Regions from separate parts of the Homo sapiens genome. Here all the other regions are linked to region 1. The links are chromatin loops, found by intact Hi-C in ENCODE. Cell type or tissue: endothelial cell of umbilical vein. All regions are shown on one strand. Each heading gives the region's core, and the rest is flanking DNA. Links, peaks and the distances in the headings are about the cores only.

What was found. Hi-C counts contacts between places; a loop is a spot of excess contacts. Peaks named below come from ENCODE experiments on the same cell type or tissue, not always from the same donor. Only the 100,000 strongest peaks of a DNase experiment are listed, where the experiment ranks them.
Region 2: it touches region 1 in a loop (4-fold over the local background); 24 of 110 quality-filtered maps call a loop at or near these places.
Region 3: it touches region 1 in a loop (5-fold over the local background); 4 of 110 quality-filtered maps call a loop at or near these places.

Annotation. Positions count from the first base shown.
Region 1 is chr4:95,162,803-95,170,534 of GRCh38, forward strand. UNC5C (unc-5 netrin receptor C) reads right to left here. Exons shown (of 16, transcript NM_003728.4): 15 at 7,352-7,530; 16 at 1-6,597. The coding sequence ends at 6,432. Among named protein-coding and RNA genes, the nearest start is that of UNC5C, 380 kb to the right of the region's middle. In endothelial cell of umbilical vein, for the core only: a CTCF peak has its summit at 3,314 (motif pointing right); a DNase peak (open chromatin) is centred at 3,339.
Region 2 is chr4:96,343,576-96,351,307 of GRCh38, forward strand. All of the region lies in intron 1 of LINC02267 (long intergenic non-protein coding RNA 2267), which reads left to right. It also overlaps the pseudogene RN7SKP28. Among named protein-coding and RNA genes, the nearest start is that of LINC02267, 37 kb to the left of the region's middle. In endothelial cell of umbilical vein, for the core only: no CTCF peak of the experiment used is centred there; a DNase peak (open chromatin) is centred at 4,126; H3K27ac peaks cover 1,850 bases.
Region 3 is chr4:95,690,558-95,698,289 of GRCh38, forward strand. No RefSeq gene overlaps it. Among named protein-coding and RNA genes, the nearest start is that of UNC5C-AS1, 150 kb to the left of the region's middle. In endothelial cell of umbilical vein, for the core only: no CTCF peak of the experiment used is centred there; a DNase peak (open chromatin) is centred at 4,094; H3K27ac peaks cover 1,508 bases.

The sequences.
Region 1 (7,732 bases), core at 1,998-4,497:
CCATATCGGAAAAGCCAAGGTTGTCATGTTTTGTTTAAAAAAGAAAAACGACAAAGCACAAAACCTCAATCCGACCTTTCTGCAGTTGAACTGTTCCAAAGGGGACAGTAGGTGGATGACACTGCCTCTTCAACACGACTGCTGGGGATTTTTCTCTGACAAACATTGGTGTCTTCTTTACAAAGAGCAAAGAGGAAGGTCACCAACTTGCTTCAGCTCAACATTAAACTCAACACATATAACACCATGACATCACACACACACAGTGATGTTCCCTGCAACTGGGCTCGATGCATTATGTCTGGAGGGCGAGGGCTGCGCTACCAATGGCAGATCTAGGAAAGCGTGAAGAAGAGAATGCAAATCACTTGTTCCACTGTTCTGACTGCTGTACTTTTTCTTGTCCATGGCCTGGAGGAGTAGACATCTGAGTTTTTACCCCTACATGTACAGATGCCATTTGTTACTTTCGGGATAGAAAAGGCAAAGGTATTTTACACCAGCTGTAGATTTCTTGCTCTTATATGTCACTCCGAACAGAGTTGTTTTAACATTGAGAACCTATGTAGCTCAGGTCCCCATTCTCTGATGCTGCCTCCATAGTGCTCAGGATCAGAGGCCAAAAGAGAGCCCATCAATCCTTAGGCTGCTGATCAGCAAAACCTGCCTACAATTCATCTTCTACACACCAGTACTGAGGGTTATTCCACCCCGGATCAGCGCCATCAGGTTCTACAGCTGGTCTGATAGTACTTAGTCCAGTAGACCTTTGGAACTTAAAAATGACACACAATTTAGACATATTTGTAAAAGACCCTTAAATGGTATGACTTGCAATTTATATTTTTGTTGAAGGACAAATCTGAAATGGTATGTTAAAAGGCTGGCATTCAGTAGCAAATACTATGGCAGGTGGGCAGCTGACTATATCTCAGGGTAGCTTCCTTGTTTCTACTCAGAAGCTAGTTGGGCCACAACTGTCACGACATTCTGCAGAGATTCCCAACCTGGGATTCCAGAAGATCTCTGGACAGGTCCCTTCAGTAGGCAAGCGTCTGAGTAGACAGCAGGCTGATGAAGAGCTGCTAATAATTGGTGGGCTTGCTGTGCCAGTACACTTGCGGAGTACCTGTTGGTTTGTCCTGCTGATGCCCCCCAACCATGCTAAATAGGTCTGAGGCACACATTACATTTGGTTGAATGAGCCCGTTAATATCCTACCACAGATGAATACAATGAGGTGACAGGAAAACCTAGGAACCATGACTTATGAAGACTGGCTGTTAAAGTAGCATTTATGAAAATGGGGTAAGCACAAGGCTGATAAAACTAAAGGATCTGGAAGCTCATGGCTAGACTTAGTCTGCAGAGAAAACCCACCCAGTTCTACACAAAGCCATCTCCCCACTTTTCAAAAATAGGTTTTTCACACTAGAATTCTGGAAATGACTTCATTTGGCTTTCCTGGCCTGTATGGATATGGGTTTACATAACATTGGTTACAATATATTTATTCCCCCTTATGCCTTATTCCATTAAAAAGAAATAATTAGAGATGCAAAGGAAATCTTCCAAAGTGATCATTACAGCCAGAGATTATACAAATAGATATCTTAGGGTAGAGAAACATTACTTCATTGCCCAGAGGCAAAGTTCTAAAGATTTCAGTCAATACTAGCTCAGCAAGGTTAAAGAATATATAAAAATAATACAAAAAGAAAAATAAAAGCCAAAGAGTAATAGTTGGTCCTATGAGGCACTCGAGAGGTAAAAAAATGTTTTGTTAACTTGAGATAATAAAATATTTTCCTTATTAGATCTATAAAATCTAATGCTTATCAACCATTATCTTGAGCAATGATGTACTGCTTCACAAAAGCTCTTCCATTCTCAAAGAAGATGGATAAAGTCCCATTTCATTTCAGCTGTGTTTCCATGGGACCCCTCTCATTCATTAGCCTTGGGCTTACACTGAGTTCTCCACATGAAACTGATGACTTGTCCAGAACAACTGCCCAGCAAAAGCTAAGACTCATTCAACTTGAAGGCTTGAAAACCCAACAAGTAAACCTTTTCTACCTTCTTTATGCTCTCTTGCAAGTCCTTATATAGGTTTATATTTTCCTGGCCCCATAGGGGCAGACCTTATAGAGGCAAAGACCTTTGAATTCTGGGGAGATGGTGATCACCTTATTAACTCCCTTCTGCATACGTGGATTACAGAGGAGTAAGCAGACCAAGAGCACAGCTGCTGTGATCCTGACAGAGACACACAGAAGGACACGAGACAAGAGCCTTGTTGCTCTTTGCCAGGAGAAGTGAAAAGTCTTGATTCCACCCTCAAAACGTTGACTTTTCAGATACCTTACTTGTAGGAAAAAATACCTTAAAAAAATTACTGGTCGCATAGTTTCAGGGTGTCCTGAACTCAGTCCCCACGACTTTTTTCTCCTGAAAATCGCTCTACTTTTTGATAGTTGAGAGACTTAAATCTATAAAATAGTATATATGAAAATGGCTAATGATTATGCAGTTTGATATTGAACACCTCACCCAAAAGTTGTCCAGTTCTTGAAGAGCCTAACTTGCTCACAGCAGGATGGGGGTTTTCTGCATAGCAGAGGTGACTGTTCATTTGGAAGATGCCGTTTGTGAAACAGCTGTTAGCTGTGAGAACCTTGGTGTTACACAGGTTTGTCATCACCATGCCAGTTATCAATTCTGAATCCAACTTCTATTCCTTCCAGATACATTAAGGAAACTTGAAAGAGTGTGATAAGAAGAAAATAAAAACAGGATGAAACCTCTGCCTTTGGATTCCCAAATTCAGCAGAAAAGAAGCTGCTTTCTTCCCTTTGATTAACAACCCCAATTTTCTCTTCCCTAGACATAGTATTCCATTCGCATATATAAGACTTATTTCTTTCTAAGCAGATACTTCTTACATTTCCAAAGATAAATATTAAGGAACTAAAAGGAGATTTAAAGTATACAAACCCCAATGAAAACCATAAGTGTTAAAAATGACAACTCTTCAAAGACTGTTTTATATAGATTTTACATAGTTCTGTTACAAGAAGCAACTGAAGATATGTTGTGTATGAATGAGTTGATGTACTGGGCTCACAGTGACCTAATATTGAGATGAGTGATGCAAATGAAAAAAAAGTGAGAATAAGAAAATTATAAATTTGAAGTGAAAATTTCCCTACATCTGTTTGTCATAAAGGTCCTTGAACTCTACAGGTTTTCATTCCCTTCGTCAAACACATTCTAGTGAATATTAAACTCAGGTTAGATTGTGTTGTACACCACTAGATGGCAGCATGCACAAATGATAGTTTTTTCTATCCAAATGAAACCAGCCAAACTGCCTCTCCAGCGGTGTAGAAAGAAGCAGGATGTATCACATAGAATGGTTGATGAAGTGGCTTCCTATGAAATGAACTGTTATATCTGGACCTTCTAAGTTTGAAAGCAATCTAACAGCTATTACTTTACTCCAAAGGAGAAGGAAATCAGAATTTGTAGTGAAAATTATTTGGTATAAATAGTGTATGTATGGAAGTTGTCATTCACTTAATAGGAAACATTAAGGGTTCTGACAGATGAGTACCTCACACACGAAATCAATCACTTTTCCCTTTTCTGGTGGTGGGAAGTTGAACCAAAAAAGCATCTGAAGTGAACCCCAAGGGTTCTCAGTGACTTCAGTAAGACAAACAATTCCTGTTTGTGTTCAATAGTTCTGTGTTGGTGACTTTTTAGTCAAAATAAGTTTTTAGTAACAGTTATGGAATTGATTCATGTTCATAGCTACATAGTTGCTCCCCTCTAGTTTTCACTAGGCATAGAAGTTTCTTTGACCATTCAGTTCAGATTCTAGTTCTTGATTTCCATAGATGATTCCACAACCCTGGTACTGATGCGTAATCTTGACAAGTTTATTTCAAAATGTAGGAATGGACAATAGCTCTCTTTCCTCCTCCTCCTTTTAAAAAATGTGTGTGTATAACTGCGTGTATATATATTTGATTTTTAATTTAGAATACAGTTTTACTCATTGCTACAAACATCCACTGAACTTGTTTATAGTGCAATCTCTCCCTTCCCCAGTCAGTGTACAAATATTTTAAATATGGAAATCCTAATGCAGGGGGTGGGCTGAGAGAGATTTTATAGAATATATGTATGTATGTCCAAAACAGAAGATACGGAATAAAAAGCATGAAAGAAAGAAGAGGTTCCATAGCAAGGTATCAGCAGTTCCTCAGGGATGAGGATGGCGGAGGCATCAAGGAATCTCAAGATGCTACCAAAATAGGAGCGGAAACATGGAAAGATGGAAGCACATGTATAATTCAAGTCTGTTCAGCAACTTGTGTGCCTCCAGCCTAAAAGTAAACCACAGTCATGTTCTAAAGGTTCCGATTCATACACATGTCTGCTTGTTCTTCAGTTTTGGTTTTGCTACTGGGCTTTGATTCTTTAATCCCCACCTGCTGAATGAATTGAGTCCTTGTGTTTGTTAAAGAGCTTGTGATGGTCCCAAGGAAACATAATAGTTGTTTACACAAAGTAGTGTGTTGACTAACAAACATTTTGCAGGACAAAAGTTTTTAAAGAGCTAACTAGACAGCTTTTATAAATGCTACTGAATATTATGACAGCAAAGAAAGATTAAGGGTGGGGGGGTGTAGCGTAGAAAAAAATGCACCAAGTTCCTACTGCCAGATAAACTTGTAGGAGTGGTCTAGATATCAAGATGCCAAGACAATAATAAAAAACAGAATTTGCAACCAGTCAGGAAGGCTGGGGGCAGGGGCATCCCAAGAGAGGCTAAGAAAATGATAATAAAGGGATGTCATCTCTCAGTGAACAGCATAATGCAATGATGCAGAGCGACTCAGGCCAAACAAACAACATCATAATGCTGGTTAGAATAATCATCTTCCTTGTCAGAACTACTTGAAAGGCGTAACATAGCCTGGGCAAAAGACCAGCTGATGATTTTTAAATGATGATCCAGGTCAGAGTCCATTGTGGTCTTCAGACTGATGAATGAGACTGGAGGCATCACGGTGGAAGTTGAGCATTTCAGAACTTGGAGATGATCTAATCCCACCCTTTCACTTTCTAGTGAGGACACTGAGGTCGTGTGGTTAAATGACTTTCTCAAGGTGGCGCAACAAGACAGTGACAGACCCACAATGAGAACTGGTTTCTTGATCTCCAGTTTAGAGTCCATTCCTCCAACCACACTGCCTCTAGAGTAGAGCACCATAGGGAGTCGACGTGGGGCCACACAACGGCAATATTAAGTGAACTTAATAGAGAACACGTCTCCTTAAGACTCCTCAGAGGAGAAAGAAAGACCCTGCCTGAGCAAGCTGAAGGAACAGACTGACAAAGCCATTCAGCATTTATCAATCACCTTTCTGGGGTGGAATAAGGGAAAGGTAAAAGGTCAAGGAAGTGATGCATGTTGAATTAAACTGATGACCACACCCACCTTGATAGGTGAAAAGGTGGGACAGGTCTAGTCAATAACCAAATACTAACAAACAGCACTGCTAACAAAAATAGAAATTTAAAAAAATCATTTTACCAGAATACCTGTAAATAATAATAATACCTTTAAAAAAAAACACTTCATATTGCATATTACAAACAAACACACATGTTGTGAAAAAAATGCTTGTTTGTGGGGTTGAACATGAATCACTGTCTTCCCTGCAGTGCTACAGCTTTATTCCCAAAGGGCACCAGAAGGGTCCCTCCAAGGAATAGGAGTCTTAGTTATTTCTTTTTTACACTTAGATTCTCCACTTCCCTGATACAAACAGTAACACTGGTTCTACAAGTTCTAGAAACAGAACACTGATGGGAGGATTATCTGAGACACTTGATGCACACGATTTGTAGCAAAAGTCTGTGATTTCTCTGTAAATTACTAATCTGAAATAGACACAACAAACCGTCCACAGCTTCAACTTCAAATGATTTGAACAAAAATAGAACGAGCCATGGACAGTGTCTGCATCCCTGTCCAATTTGATGTAAACAACATTTGTAGAAATTGGGTTTGTTAAGAAAGTTTATCCATATATCTGGATAGCAATAAAAAGCGTTTCCTAGGAAACTGTAAGATCCTGTACCACACAGCATACAGCCCAACTAAGAGGAAAATTAGGTTGATAGCTAAATTCAAGGTACAAATTTACACAATTTTTCTTAACTCCCGTGATGATGTCCGAGTAAAGTGGGCATGTACATGGGCAGTTGTATCTGTTTTCCTTCTGGCTCCTGCTGCAGTCTTGCCTGTGAAGTGCATTGGTCTCATCTGGATTTCCTCCTCAGCTGTGATTCACCTGGACGGCCACAGACTCCCTGTGCATTTTTGTCCTTCATTTCCCCTTCCAGCATGGTGGTTAATACTGCCCTTCTGCTGCTAAGGACACCACCGTTTCATGTCTTCCCATTTCTTCCAAGACAGCTGCCAGCATGCTCAGGTTTCCATCTGGGAAGTTCTGTGCTTCCCAAAGATCCAGGATTACGCCAGTTGGGCTGGATTTGGTGGCAAAGTAATTCAAGTACCTGTAATTGGGAAAGAGAAAATGTGCTCAACAGTGTGACTTACATATCTATTTTTCCTCAGCTAAACCTTTCTGTCTCTCTACTTGTCTTTAAGTTTCCTGGTCCCATTGTGGCTGACAGTGAGCCATCCTAAATAACTAGCCCATGCTTAATTAGATCAGCCCCAGACAGGGGATGTGATGTTTAACTTTGTGAACCTCAGCTCTGAGTGAGATAATTTAAGAGACAAGATGTCTATGGGTCATATTCTAAACAGGAAATCAAGAGACTTATGTTTTCTTTCTAGTCCAGGCTTGGATGATCTTTGACAGGTCATGCCACATGTTATGTTTGGTAGTGACGGTGACACTCCACAAAGTAGACGCTCCAGAGGTCTCTTTATAACTTAATATCAGTGCTGTGTTGGCATGCTAATTATTAATCAAACATTAGGTCCTGCTCAACTGCAGAGGAGGAGCAATAACTACGGTAGTGAATGGCTATATGATTTGGGGAATTTAGCCCATCAGCTTGGCAAAGTGCATCACAAAACTTGATACTTACCAATGCCAGATAAGCTCAGAATGTCTCTTAGCACTCTTTGCAAGCCCGTAGTGCAAGGTACAAGGACAGAGCTTAATGCATATTTGCAAAATGAAAAATTAAATAGATGTGTGGATGGAAAAAAAAATGAAGCTAACCCTACGTCTAATAGTTATCGGTCCTGGAGGGCACTAACAGAAAGAAGCTAGTCTTGGGGCCAGACCATACCCACCTGTCCAGGTTCAGCTTATGGGCCAGCATCCTCCAGTCATGGCCTCTCGTCTGGGGGGCATCCAGGCTGCTACAGAGCTTCTGCCGGATAGGGAGAGGGATGCTGAAAGCACTGGGCCCCGTGACCGTGGTGATGGTGTTCGCAGGATCCAGCAGCGGCAAATCGATGCCAGTAGGTTCCTGTAGTTCAGGGACAGGAACAACACAGCATTATTTCTGAGGACAAAAGCAATCTCTATTGAACCAATCAACATAATGCCTTGCTTTGAGTGATAAGAAAAGAATGAATGCTGTTATTCTTCTTAGGAAGAATGGCTTCTTCTTAGCCTGAAAGTTGTGCATCACTAGATGTAACCTGGCTCAGAGATAGAGGTACATACAT
Region 2 (7,732 bases), core at 2,888-5,387, 1.2 Mb after region 1:
GATCCACTGAGATCTTTTTCATTTTCAGCTGGTTAGAATGGAGATCACCCACATAGCAAACTTGGAAACCTTGTGTTGAGCATGGCAGAATAACACTGTGGAATAAGCTAGACTTATTGTACTATGACTTGAAGAAGAATTACCTAGTAATTGGAACTATCATTTTGGACTTCATATGTCATACCAATAGATATAATTTTTGTAACTACCATGTTTTGAAGGTTTATCATCACATTTTAATGAAGGCAATGTAAAATAAAAGTAAAATAAATCTAAATATGTCTTAATAAATTACCTGCAATGTTAAAAACATAATGTATCTTAAGGGAAAGAGATAAACTAAATGCCACTTCAGTTGTTGTCCTTTTGGGAGATCATTCTCAATGGCATTTGTTCACAAATGCCTGTCTCTGTATCATCCCTCTGGGACTTGGAAAACAACAGGGGACCACTGAGTATATAAAGCTCATGCTGCCTGCTGTGCTATGCATAATACAGTCCATTACCTCTAGTGTCTTCTGACATGTATAAAACTGTAAGAGGCTAACATGCTAGCTTGCATATAGGATAAAATCTCAAATTACTCACAGTTCTTGACAGTTTTCTCCAGATATTTAAAAAATCAAGTTAGGTACCATGTTTCCATGTCAAAGTAGATGAAATGTTGCTTTTTGTTTTCTTGGCCTTTTTTGTCCACTGTCCTCCTTGTTCGCCCCACCAACACAAACAGATATGCTGGATTTTCTTCACAGAAGAGTAGCAGGAATGGAAATTTATGAACGGAAATCACATGTGCTTAATAAGAGTTGAAATTAAAATAATAATGACAATGATGGTGATGATGATTATAACCAGGACACTTTGTGCATAATAGTCATTATTATAAGAATTTCCTATATATGAACTCATTTAACACGCCACCACTATAAGTAGGGAGTACTGTTATCTCCATATAAAGTTGCCTATAACTAGTAATTTCAGATTTTTGAGGACTTGAGAAAAATGGTTGTGCTGTAGACATGACTAGATGCATCAGACAGCACCAAATGCCAACCACAGGCCAGATGCTTAGATGCCATCACATATCATAGCTGCCAAACAACCTCAGAAAAAGATGCCACCCCTGATGGGGAAGGGGATAAGCGAAGAAACTTGCATTGATTCTGCTTTTAAATTTTGTGGTCATCTAAAGTGGCTGAGAAATCAGAATCATAACAAAAAGAGGAATTTCTAAAACTGAGGATTTGTTTTGTTTTGTTTTGTTTTGTTTTTGCAGTGAGGGCTAGTGATGGACATTAAGTGCAATTACCATGGCTGGTAGTGATTATGACTAGAATTAGAATAAGGATAGCAAATGCCATGAGCTCCTTAAATACCAGATCTACAAGGAACAGAATGATCAGGCTACATATTAAAGAGTAAAGAAGAAAGCTTACTTTTAAGTAGCTCAATAAAGGTAAGATTAAGAAGGCAATTGTTTTAATCAATTTGTGTCTCTCCTCATTTTATTTGAAAAGAACATAGTTATGGGATATTATGAGATTCTCTTTTACCAAATTTGTGCTTCCATAGTTTAGCAAATTACATTAGACTTGGATCTTTTTCTCATCTTTATCCAATCACCCTCTCACTTATGTCCTAGAATCTCCACAATCCTACAGGTTCACATATCACTCCTGATGTTACTTTTCTTCTCTGAATCACCCAGGGTAGGCTTGAGCATGAAATGATGGTATAATCAGAAGGTATTTGGGACCCCCTCTTAAACATTGAACCCCACATCAATAACTTCCCGAATCGGATATGGAGAAAACCTAGGAAATTGGTTAAAACAATTACCTCTTTAGTCTTACCTGCATTGACCCGCTTAAAAAATAGGATTTCTTCTTCTTTATCTATTAATATGTACTCCCTGGTCTCCCTGTCTCCTGTAGACTTGATATTCAAGAAACTTTTAGCAGTCTTTATCTTTATTCTAATTATAGTCAAAATCACTTGAAGCCAAATTGTTGAGGATACAATAATGATAATTTACTATTATTAATAATGATTATTGTTGGTGATTTTCAGCCAAATGATTTCAAATTGGCTAATAGAAATTTCTTACTGATTAAAATTCAAATTACTGAGCCTATATGATTCAGGTGCCCAAAATGTAGTTCAATCCACCAGTTTATATAAATTGGAAATTTCCGATTTCCATTTAATCTAAATTAATCATGATATACAGAGATCCACCTAACTGTTATAGTGAAGATGATAGCACATTTAAAAATGTTTTCATACTTTCTAATTGATGGAGAATGGCATACTAACAGTTATTTTTAAAAAATGAACAACACTTTAAGAATTGTGTTCAAGCTTTGGGAGTAGAACCCATTTGAGGATCATCCTAGCACTACTCAGAGCACTACCTTTTGAGGTAAATAAGACCGAACATGAACATTACATTCTGAGCACTAGATAATTTTGCACAGCTGATTAAATTATCTCGTTTTGCTCTAGAGAAAGAATGAGAATCTGAAATGTTAAGTGTCCGTGACTGTGAGTGAGTGTGCTTGTGGGTGTTGTATATCTTATTTCAACTTAAAATCAAATAGTTTATCAAGGTAATTTTGTTGGAATACTTACTGTTCTATTTGAGCAAAGCAAATAGTTTATCAAGACAATTTTCGTGGCATACTTACTGTTCTATTTAAAAGGAGGATTCAGTGGGTAAGACTTCATTTATCCCTTTCAACTAGAAGGGGATGTAGGTTTGTGCAGATTATAAAAACATCCTGAAAATTTGTCTTTTAAATTTGTCTTTTAAACAATATTGCTTAGATCCAAGAAATAGACCCACAAAAACATAGTCAACAGATCATTGAGAAAGGGGCAAAAACAATGGAGAAGGAGATATTCTTGTTGGCAAATTGTGCTGGAAAAATTGGACATCAATATGAAAAGAACTGAATCTAGACACAGACCTTTTACTCTTCACAAAAATGAACTCAAGATAGATCACAGATTTAACTATAAGATGCAAAACTATAAAACTCCTAGAAGATAACATCAGAGAAAATCTAGATGACTTTGGAAATGGCAATGACTTTTTAAATATGACATCAAAGACACTGTTAATGAAAGAAATAATTGATAAACTGGAATTCTTTAAAACTAAAAACTTATGCTCTGTTAAAGACATTTTAATTAAAGAGACTGAGAAGCCAAATCACAGGCTGTCTTCTGCAAGACATATCTAATAAAGGTATATATGATGAGGTATATTTATTCAAAATATATAAAGAATGCTTAAAGTCTACAAGAAGAAAAGAAACAACCCAATGAAAAAGTTGACCAAAGACCTGAATAGACACCTCACTAAAAAAGTTGTACAGATGGTAACTAAGCATATAAAAAGATGTCCCAACTTGTTTATTAAGGAAATTCAAATTAAAATGTCAATAAAATACCATTATACACCTATTAGGATGGTACGATTCCAAAGCACTGAGGACTCCCAATGCTGGAGAGAATGTGGGTCAACAGCAACTCTCCTTCATTGCTCATGGAAATGCAAAATGGTACAGCCATTTAGAAAGACAGGTTGGTAGTTTCTTACAATACTAAACATATTCTTACTATACAAGCCAAAAATCGCACTCTTAGATGTTTCCCTAAATGGGATGAAACTTATGTCCACACAAGAAACCTGCACATGGTGTTACTGAACCAAACCTGGATCAGCTTGCCTAGTGCAGTAAAGTGAAACATCCACACCAAGGTTGTGCAGTAAAAGAAAGGAGGGCATTTATTTGCAGAGCAAGAGAATCATGCAGCTTCTGCATGAGACCTGACCTCTCTGTTGGCTAACATGAAAGGGTTTTTAAAGGATGGAGTAAATTTCAGGAAAGCAGAAGTTACAGGCAAAATCATAAATTGATACATAGTGTTTATATGTTGGTTTGGCTTAAAAAGGTGGGCTGTCTTAAAGCAGGGACTTACAGGTCATAGGTGGATTCAAAGATTGTCTGATTTGCAGTTGGTTAAGGAAGCAACGCTTTGTCTGAAAACTTGAGGTCAACAGAAAGTTAAAGTCTGGCCTGTGGGCATGACTCTCTCCATGTTCCTCAGGGAGAAATTTAGAACAGATTATTGTGGTCAGAGTTCAACCTTCAGTGCCCCCCATCTGTGTTCTTTGGTTTCTGTAAAACAACTTGGGGACATACGATAAGATGTTATCTTTAGTTTCTATAGAAAACCAAACATCTTGTGGCTCCACTTCCTTGGCTATTGTTTTAAGCTATTATTACCTTCTTGCTTATTAGATGACTCATGTACTTCTCAAGGCTAGCTAGGTGTCTGGAATTTCCCTTGAGGGACCTCAAGATTTTTCTTAATTTCCATTCTTGAGGAGTGGCCCAGCAGACCCGTAGAAGGGTTTCTTCTCCATCTCAATGGATGTTTATAACTGCTTTATTGATAATTGCCAAAACTTGGAAAAATCCAAGATGTCTTTCAGTGGCTGGTAAATAAATGGTAGTATATCCAAACAATAAAATATTTTTGGGGAACAAAAGGAAATGAGCTATCCAATCATTAAAAGACATGGAGGACCCTTAAATGCATATTAGAAAGTGAAAGAAGCCAATCTGAGAAAGCTGCATACTGTGCGATCCCAACTATATGACACTGGACATGAAAGAAAATATTTTGAATTCTGAATTACATATGCAGGAAATAGTTGTGTTTCATACATAAAAGCATCAGGAAGACATATTTATAGACATATTCAGATATATTTATTTTACAAGAATATCTTGTATTCTTCTGGAAGAATACAAGAAATATAGCTCTTCATTAACATTCTAGATGTTCAAAAGATGACTCCAAATAAATAGCTTACTTGTGGAGACGACAGTATTTAGGGGGCTTTTTGATAGAATTTCAGGCATTCTAGACCCAGATAATCTAAGCTAATCTACATGTTCATTTCGTCTCTCTTCTCAGTAAGATTTCAATGGTGGAAATTGGACTTCCAATACTACATGAGGGAAAGTGTGCTAATGGTTTCTGAGAAAATTTCATTATACCTAAGAATGAAGAAAGAGAAACTCTCTTTTTCACTTAGCTATTTTCCTCTTTGTCTCCTTGTCTTTGGATGTTGCTGTGGTATCCGGAATCTCTCCAGCTATTTGCTGTCAGTCTGAGGTTAAAGTTTACATTGGTCCCCAATGATATTGAGAGCTTGTTTGGAGGTTCTAGCAGGGGAGCACAGCTACTTGTATACACTTGACCGAAGACCAGTCCTCGGATCTATCGAGGATGGTCGTCCTCTTCAACCAAGCGTGCAGCTTTGGGAGGGACATACATGGAGCAGTGAGAGAGGAAGGGGACACCCGCATAGCCAGCCAGATCAGCTGAGTCAACCCTGACAATCAATGGGGTGACAGATGTCACGGCCAGATCACCCTCACATCTGCTCCTCAATGATATTGAGACTGATGTTCATTGCATTGGTCTTGGGTCCTATACCATCTGTAGGCTTCTAATTATGAAAGATGCATTTTCTAAAAATTTAAGGCAACTTGAGTTGGGGATTATAAAATTTTTTTCTAAAATGTATTACCTGATAGGATCTGAAGGTATTAAGAGATAAGTACATACACTAAAATATAGGCATAACTAAATAACTGATGATTTTATTGAGAAAGGAATAATACAACTTATTTATTGGAGAAGACATACTATGTGATATAAAAATAACCAGTATTAGCTATCTTTACTGGCTGTGATAAAAAAAAAAAAAAAAAAAAACACAAAAACCATAGAACACACCAGTCACATTAAAAGTGAGGGAAGAGAGGTTGAAGAAAGTGTTCATTAATTCATCAATTTTCTCACCTTCCACAGAAGGAAAATACCATATACTTTTATCTAAAGTTATTAAAGCAGAGAAAAAAAGTTTAAGTTATGATTTAAAGTAAAAAAAATGATTATTTCTAGCAGAATAATAACAGATTATAACTTTTCCGAGGCAACAGACCGTATAACAAAAGACAGAACAAAAAGAGAAAATGAAGATGTATTAACAAAATGTCAGATAAGATGTAAGAAAGAAGACCAAACAGATGCTCTACGAGTGGCAGAAGGCTCTGGTCTGTCTGCATTTTGTCTGGTGTTGGACAAATCACTTAATCTCTCTAAGTCTCAGTGTTTCATCTATAAAATGGAAGTAATAGTAATAGTAGCTATCTTATAAGGTTGGAGTGAGCATTAAACGAATTAAAGCATATAATGATTAGAATGATGGCTGTGGCTGGGCCAGGTGGCTCATGCCTATAATCCTAGCACTTAGGGTTGCCAAGGTGGGGAGGATCATTTGAGGTCAGGAGTTCGCAACCAGCCTGGCCAACATGGTGAAACCCTGTTTCTCCTAAAAATACAAAAAAATTAGTGGGCATGGTGGCATGTGCCTGTAATCCCACCTACTTGGGAGGATGAGGCAGGAGAATTGCTTGAACTCAGGAGGTGGAGGTTGCAGTGAGCCAAGATCGTGCCACTGCACTCCAGCCTTGGTGACAGAGTGAGACTCCATCTCAAAAAAAAAAAAAAAAAAAAAAAAAAAGAATGGTGGCTGTCACATAGTAAGCTTTCAAAAACAAGTTAGTTATTTATTGTAAAAGGTTAGCCATTCTTGTGGTGGCTCATCACAAAAGAGAGCATTGATTATGATTCATTCTTGGGTGACAAGTCGCAATATTATAAAGCTGCCTATTTTCACTAAACTGATCTCTTAATTCAACACAATTACAATCAATATCTTAACAGACTATTTTTATATGTCATAAAATTTAGATGTATTTCTGGTTATGTATACATGTCTGTATCCAGCTATTTTTATTATTATAGTAATCCTATCCAGTTAGAAGGGAAGAAAGCATTAAATATCAATAGAGAAAATACGGATTTTTTTTTTTTCTCAGCAAATGCTATTGAGTAACTGGCTAGACATTTGGAAAATAAATCTTTTATCTGGATTATAACAACACCTCCTAACTGATTTTCCAACTTCCACCTTACTGATTTTTGGATTATTCTTAACAAATAGGCAGATAATCACTTCTCTGCTCAAAACTCTTATTGTTGCCCCACCTCACCTGGAATATATGGCCTGCAGAACTCTGTAATTTGGTCCCTCTTTCTTCTGTGCATTACCCTTTCCATCTTGCTGAGCAGCTCCTGCTCCCTAGTCCCCTGGTTGTACTTCAAACACAACAGGCTTGATTTCAGGCCCTTGTGCTCCTTGTTCTCTCTACATGAAATATCATCTTCTTTCAAAACCGAATTCAGCTTATTCCCTCACCTTCAGGGTTTTTACAATCTCACTGAGTGTGCTAATGGAAAAACTCTTATAAGTAATTACTGCTCTCTCAGCAACACATAATGATATAAATAAATAAACAAATAAAAAATTTAAAAACCTGATTGTAGCTTAGTCTTTGGGAGAGCTTTAAGGGAGAGTTTAGACTATTTTAGGGTAATTGATATGGCAGCCTGATTAACTTTGGATACTATTTTCTTGAATTTTCCCAAATGTGTCTTTTCAAGCATTATTAGCCACGTGTTTGATGTTAGCATATAAAACTGACATGTCTGATTTTCCAATGATCTTGATATATCAAAAAAACTAATCCACTAAAACAAAAACCTGACAAAATTATGGTGATGATTACATCGTGAAATGGAT
Region 3 (7,732 bases), core at 2,888-5,387, 530 kb after region 1:
GCTGATTTGTTTATCAGAAGAGTTTATTCCTGATCCTACAAGTGTTTTCACAATAATATTTGCAAAGATGTTTAAGGCCTTTCAATGATATGTTCACAAAGCGCTTAAATATTTCAATGATATTTGTATATCTTGAAAAATTGCACATAGAGTAGTGAAAGGAGTAATATGTTCTCATATATTTAAGACCTAGACAAATAGGTTATTATGCTTACTTTGGAAATATACTTTATACGTGAGCATTCGTCTCCTGGTAATATATATAACTATAGTTTTAAATGTATAGGCATATATTATGATGTTGCTAATAGAGCCATTCTAGGCTCTCATGTAAATATAGGATAAATATCAAAATGTATTTAAGTCATCAAAACTTTTATTATCATATTAGATATTAGAAGAAATATTTTGGTTAAATTTTGCTTGCATACACAATTTACCTGAGAAAAGCATATATATTATGTTTATTCTAGGTCACCTCAGAATTTGAATTTATGAGTTCAGTAAAGCACCTTTTGGTTATATAGCAATATTTATTGGCTACTGATTTTTATTTTTTAATGAGTATATGATGTAATACTTCAAATACATACATTTCAAATTAATATATTAGGTAAAATTAGTAAAAAAAATATTGCAGGTGTGATGCTTTTCAGCATTTTAAATATAGTACAGTTGATGAAATGTGTACTAGAAAAGGTGGTGTAGAATTGTGGTCAGCAATCTATGTTCTTTCCTCAGTTCCATGAGTGACTTTACAAACAAGTCATCAAGTTACCCCTTAGAGTTGTGTAAGAAGAACCTGAGTATGTGACCCCTCTTGTAGAGATAAGAAAAGTGGCCTCAAAAGCATTATGAATGCCTTAGAATTGGGTATTTTAAAATATAAGCAATTATTTTAAGTAACTTGGTGTCCTAAAGAAAAAGGAAATATATATTCTCGCATCTAAAATACTCTTCAATGATCAAGTTGCCATGTGTGGGGGCAGGAGGGTTACAATTCTATAGCCCTAGCAACTATGAGTGGGACATATATAAAACTGAAGCCATAATTAATACAGAAGTTGCAGTACAGAAAGCCTTCTGCTTCAACTTCCACTACATCAGTACATCAAAATGATTCTTAAAGTCATGTTTAAGATAAAAATTATAGCTGTTTATTGTCCAGTGATAACCCAGTTAACGTTTGGAGCCAATCACCGTGGACATTAGTTCATTGGTTTGGGAGTATGTAGTTACTCATATTTAGTAATGACTCTAGTGATATTGGGTGGGATATTTTAGTACCTAGAAGACATAAGACTCCCTATCTTCTCAACAAAGACTTCATTTATAGTTTTGCTTTCATGAATCCCGTGTTTGGAGATATTTTCTCTACTAAATCACCAGATTAATTTGCTTTCATTTATTTATTATACAAATACCATTGGTTGTCTACTGTAAATCAAGGACTATTCAAGGTCCTGAGGACATAGTTCTCCTCTTAGAGCTATAAATATTTTCTCATTTCATAGTAAAAAGACATAAGCAAATTTCTAACTGAGCTTATGATTATTAGATAAAAACTAAGGCTATTATACTGGCTTGATATAACTTCAGGCAAAAGCAAAATATCTTGGTGATTTCCTTTACTTTAGCTGATATATCTTATGTTTCTAAATTTATAAAACAGCCCAAGGACCCTTCATTACTAGCTCCAGACACCTAAGGGTACAGTGAATCCCTTTGGAGAAACTGCCCTACAGTTTGAAAATCTGCTCATTTTAAACACTAAGATAATTTGCTAAAAGTTTATCTTGAAATATTCTCTATTTGGTTAATTATATAGTCATTGTAGTTGGCTGAATGCTTTTAGAAATGAAATGGGTCAAAGGCATTACAACTCTAAAATTGCTCATGTTAATTTCTCTTCCTATTTTTAATTGTATTTTCTCTTCCTATTTTTCATTGTATTCTGGATTTTTAAATATTATTTCTATTCTCAGAATATTTAATAAAATCTAGCATGCATGAGGTTTGTGGGCATAATGTTATGAGATTCTCAAACAAAACTCTGTGTGTGTGTGTGTGTGTGTGTGTGTGTGTGTGTGTGTGTGTATGTGTGTTTTTTGGATATTTGAAAAAACTCTGTCTATTCTGGACATCTCCCAAATTAGTATTGTTTGCTTAAGTCTGAGATTTATGTTACTGTCATGTAAAGTTGGTGATGTAATTTAAAAATTATATATAATTTCAAAAGTAGTAGTCTTCAAGATAATATAGTCTATCTTCTTCTGTCAAATCTTTTTTCAAAATCTTATCTCCTTATTCCTATTTCCTCTACCCTTTTTCTATTCCTTGCAATTACTTTAACAATCTAATTCTGATGAACCAGTTTTTCATGTATCATCTAAATGGTGTGTGGGACTTTGTTGGCTCCCCCTGATGCATGCCCCTTGATAGTCATGCCCATCTGAGTTCCCTCCATATCAACTCTAGGCTTGCTCATGTGGCTAGTTTTGGCCAATGCAACATTAAAATCAGGCACTAAACTGTCTTCTTGAAACATCTTCCTTGGATCCCAGACATACTATAATATGAGGTAGGCCAAATAGCTATATGGAATAATCTACATGGAGAACTGAAGTCCCTGCCTAACAGCCCCAGCATTCATCCACATGAGTGAGGCCATTTGGACCTTTAATTATACCTGGGGGCCTATATGATATCTCATGAAAAAAGGGAGCTTCATGATCAACCCAATCAAACCACAGAATCATGGAATAATAATCAATTTCTAATATTTTACCCACTAAACTTCGAAGTAGTTTGTTACAAATAGATAATCAAAACATGGTTTTTCCCCCCACAGCTAGATTTTAGTCCCTCAGAGCATCTCCCTCATGGCTACCCAGTCCACAGCTATATTTCAAATCCAATGTGTGCATTAGAAAAAACAAAAATGAAACAGAAATGGTTTATCTCCTAAAAGAGCTTATAATCTAGTAGGCAAGCTATTACATATGTAACTAAATTTTAGGTTGAAAGTGATAAGTTTCTTGAGAGTTTCAGAGGTAACATTCTATGATGGTTGAGTAGAAGGATGGGTGAAACATCTTATAGGTTGCCGTGCATGGAGGCCATGAAAATATACCACTCAGATTCCCTGCTCATGGGAAAGTAGTTAACTGCAAGTTCCAACAGGTGGCTCTCTGGGTCTACTGCTGTCTTTGAGCTTAGGCCACCCTTTCTATAGGATCAAATGAGCTAATCACTGAGCATGTGTCTTAGTCCATGCGAGTTGCTATAACAAAATACCAGGGACTTGGTGTTTACTAACAACAGACATTTATGTCTCATAGTTCTAGAGGCTGGTAGTTTCACAATGAAGGTGCCAGCATATTTGGTGTCTGGTGAGGGCCCACTTTCTGGTTCATAGACTATGCATGTTAGCTTTGCCTTCACATGTCAAGGGGATGAGGAATTTTTCTCCAGCCTCTTTTATAAGTTCATTAATCCCAATCATGAGGGTGGACTACCTAATCACCTCGCAATGTTCCTACCCCCACCTTGAAGATTAGGATTTTAACATATGAATTTGGTGGAGAGGACACAAATATTCAGTCATAGGAGTGGTGATTCTAATTCTGGCTCATTCCTTTGAGATGTGGAGCTTCTCTAATAGGAGACTCGGAATTGAAGATTTCACACTGGTCTGGCTGAAACTTTCACAAAAATCTGCTGAAGGATAATACACTTCCTCCATGATTGTCCTTCCTTTTACTTTTTCCTCACGTTTCAGACTTGTAGGTCCTTGCCTTCTTCTCCCTCCTCTTTAGATTTTACAGGCCTTTTCTGAAAAAAATAATCTCTTACATATCTAATCCGATATTGACATTTGTTTCTTGGGAGAGCAGAACACACCAGGTGTATTGAGTCTTGAAGGACAAGATTTGAACACCGGAAGAGAAATGGAATTCAAGGAGACAGAAGCCATTTGAAAAGGGAATTGAAAGAGGAAAAGCTTGATGACTAATATGTGAAATAATATTTCACAGGAGCATAATGAATAGGAGGAAGGATCAAATGAATCAGAAGAAAAAGTAACATGTGATCTTAAAGTCAAGACAAAAGAGTTTGGACATTGGAATAGATAAACAGGGAAGCGTGGAAGAATTTTGCATGAAGGAATAACATAATCTGAGTTGTGCTTTAGGAAAAGTCATCTGCTACTAGGGTCTCCTAACTCTTCTAGCCAAGTAGGAAGTCAAGTAAAAGACTGATCTTATAAACCAATGGGGAAATTGACACAAGCTTGGCATGAGGAATAATGATGACAATGATAACTCCCTTACATGTATACAATGCTGTGGGCTTTACAAAAAGCTTTTCACACAAATTTAATTGTATTGTCATAAATTTAGGGAGTTAATTATTTTTATCTCTACTTTATAGATGAAGAAACAGAAGTTCAGAGACCCAGATAATGTCATTTAACTTCAGTGCAGTTTGTAGCTAACAAAGCTAGGATGTGATATCATATCTTCTGATTCCAAATCCAGGGCTCTTTATAATTACATCAAATTTTAAATCCGAAAGACACTGAGGTGAAGCATCAGTCAACTAATGGAGAAATTAGAACTTGTGAGAGTAGTTAGTGTTGGAGAAGTATCTTTTGGACCAATATCTAAAGAGAAGTTGGAGGAAGCCCTGAGTTGATGTATTAATGAAGAGAGTTTAGGGAGAGAAGAGCATTCTGAAAAGTATAATGACTACTTTAGCTCAATGCTTAAGCAACAAGAGAAGGATCTGCAACTAGAGAAAAGAACAACAAATGTTCATTCAACAAATATTTATTGAACACCTACTACTTACCAGCCTAGGGATAAAGAGTTCAAAAAATAACAGACAAGGCCAGGCATAGTGGCTCATGCCTGCAATCCCAGACCAAGACAGGATAATTGCTTGAGCCCAGGAATTCAAGACCAACTTGGGCAACACAGTGAGACCCCCATCTCTACAAACATAAAAAAACATTAGCCAGCCATGGTGGTGTACACCTGTGGTCCTAACTGCTCAGGAGGCTGAGGCAGGAGAACTGCTTGAGCCCAGGAGGTTGAGGCTGCAGTGAACTATGATCATGCCAATCCACTCTAGCCTGGGCAACAGTGCGAGGCTTCGTCTCTAAAAAATTTTTCAAAAATGACAAAAATGTCTTCCAATGAAAATCTTATATTCTGGAGATGTCAAACAGGCTTAAAGATTTTTAACATTCACACATGAGCAAATGAAAGAGCTGGTTTGAATGTGCTTCTGACCTGACATTTACATTTGGTCTCAGGAAGTGAGATATGTCTTCACATCACTATAAAATGAAGTTGCATCTCTTATTTTTGCTGTTAGGCCAAATTCAATTTCCAGACATAAAAACCACTGTTGTGTTCTTGATTGGAAAATGTGAAAGCAATTTACCTTTGGTGAGTTAATGTACAGCCCCTGGTCTCTATATTCTTATAAATGTTTATAACTTTTTAGAGTTTACAAAGCACCATATCTATCTCTTAGGATATGTAAATTTTGTCTAGGTGTATTTTTGAAAAGTTGAAGACCTAGTTATCCTAAGGCAGATTTTTTTTATTAATATTACTAGAGGAGAATGGAGGTGGCTGCTGCATTTCAGAGGGCTGTTTCTTGTACCTGTGTTTCTATGTTTTTACTGCTTTCCATCTTACCAGACATTGTTAGACACAGCCAATGATCAACAACAGCATTTAAATCATCTTCATAATTGACTTCATTTATAAGAAATGATTTACGTAGATTTAGAAGATTATCCAAACTACTATCTTAAGTTTTTTTTTAAAGCAAATACAGTTTTTGTTGCATTCTCTAAGTTCCCATGAATAAACTTAAGAAAGTATATCCTTTAAAATTACTGGATTTAAAAATATTGACGTTTATGCTTTCAGATATAAAAAGATGCACACTTCTGTAATACAGAAACATACAATCACACATGTACACACATGTGCCATGCATACAGTCTTATTCCACAATAAAGCTGAGTTTGCACTCAGCATTTACTATAAGTTAAAATAAATCTCTCTCACACACACATACAACCTATGTACCAATCTGAAATTATGGCCTCAAATAGTAAAATGCCATAAAAACCTTAATTGCAGGGGCATTAATGGGAACCTCTATAATACTGGGAAACTGCCCACTGAATAATGCCTCTCCAGAGAGACTTGCTGACTACACACACACCTGGCTCCGTAAATGAAAGCAGAGCCCGTGCCTCATTTCATCCCTTCAGCCTTGAAACTGCTTAGAGTCCTCACTCTGCTCATTTTGATATATCTCTCATGAGTGACAAGTATATCCACGAGATAATAAAATGTGTTAAGATAGTCAGCTTGGCAGTGTTTTTGCTGATGTATTAATTCATTTCTTTTCACGTGCTATATCACCACAATGTCTCACCAGATTTTATGAGAGGGTTCACTGAAGTGAAAATCAAGCCAATGAATCGTTTAATATGAACTAATGAAAACCAGATATAAAAGGCTTTAGTAACTGTTTTGGAGCTTTAATTGTCAAATGGGTGTAAATTCTGAGCACTTCTAAGTAAGAGAAAGGACTGTAATTATGAAATTGGGATTACTCTGTGATAATTGGTTTGATTAAATAGTCATGTAAACAATGATGTCCTGAATGAAAACACTGAACTAGGAAGGAGGAAATGGTTTCTCCAAGGTAGGAGATGCACTTTAGACAAAAGGGTACCATTATGTATATTTTCTTTGCCATGGTTTGAGAGAAATCATTGGTAGCATGTTATAACCATTTATACAAAGCTCACTTTGTTCAAAGACATTCATAAAGACATTTACAATATTTTGAAAAAACAAAATACGTCAAAACTCCTGTTGTTTGTTAATGATATTGATGCAATAAATTGATGGATTTGCTACACAATTAACTGTTACAGTGCACAAAGAGGATCTAAAAAGAAGACAGCTATAAATACTGCACATAGGTTATTCTCAGATATGGAAAGTATTTTTATTGTGTTAAAATAGGCAGTGTCTATAATAACTGATTCAGGAAAAGATGACCAATAGGTGTTAAAACCATGGGGTAAAAAATTTTTAGGGAATAGGATATTGATAAGATGCCAGTGTATTATCCAACAGATTATTTGCTAAATAGAAAGAAAAAAATTACAACTTTAAGTCAGAGCCTTAAATAAATGATCAAATTTAGCATCATCACTGATAATGCTTCTTGGTATGGTGCAGTAAAAAGTATGTAATATCCCTTATGTAATATGTTTGTGCCAAAATATTTAAACTGAATTTAATCTTGGAAAATAAGCAGACAAATCCAGAATGTAGATAAATTCTATAAGACAACTGGCCTGAACAAAACACAATGCCATTTAAAACAAAACAAAAAAACCCTCAAAATATAAATGGAGGAAAGCACCATCCTAATTCCAAAAAATGTAAAGAGACAGAACACCAAAGGTAAGGATTAATTCCTGGATAGGAAAAAAGAAAGATACTTCTTTTGAGGACAATTGAAATGCATAGTGTATTTTGGATATTATTGCATTAATATGGACTTTCTTAGTATAATAATGTAGGTGATTGTCTTATTCTTAGGATATGTATGCTGCAGTAGGGCATAAATACAACATCTGCAACTTCCTGTCAAATAGTTAATCACAAAAAAACAGAAGAAGAGG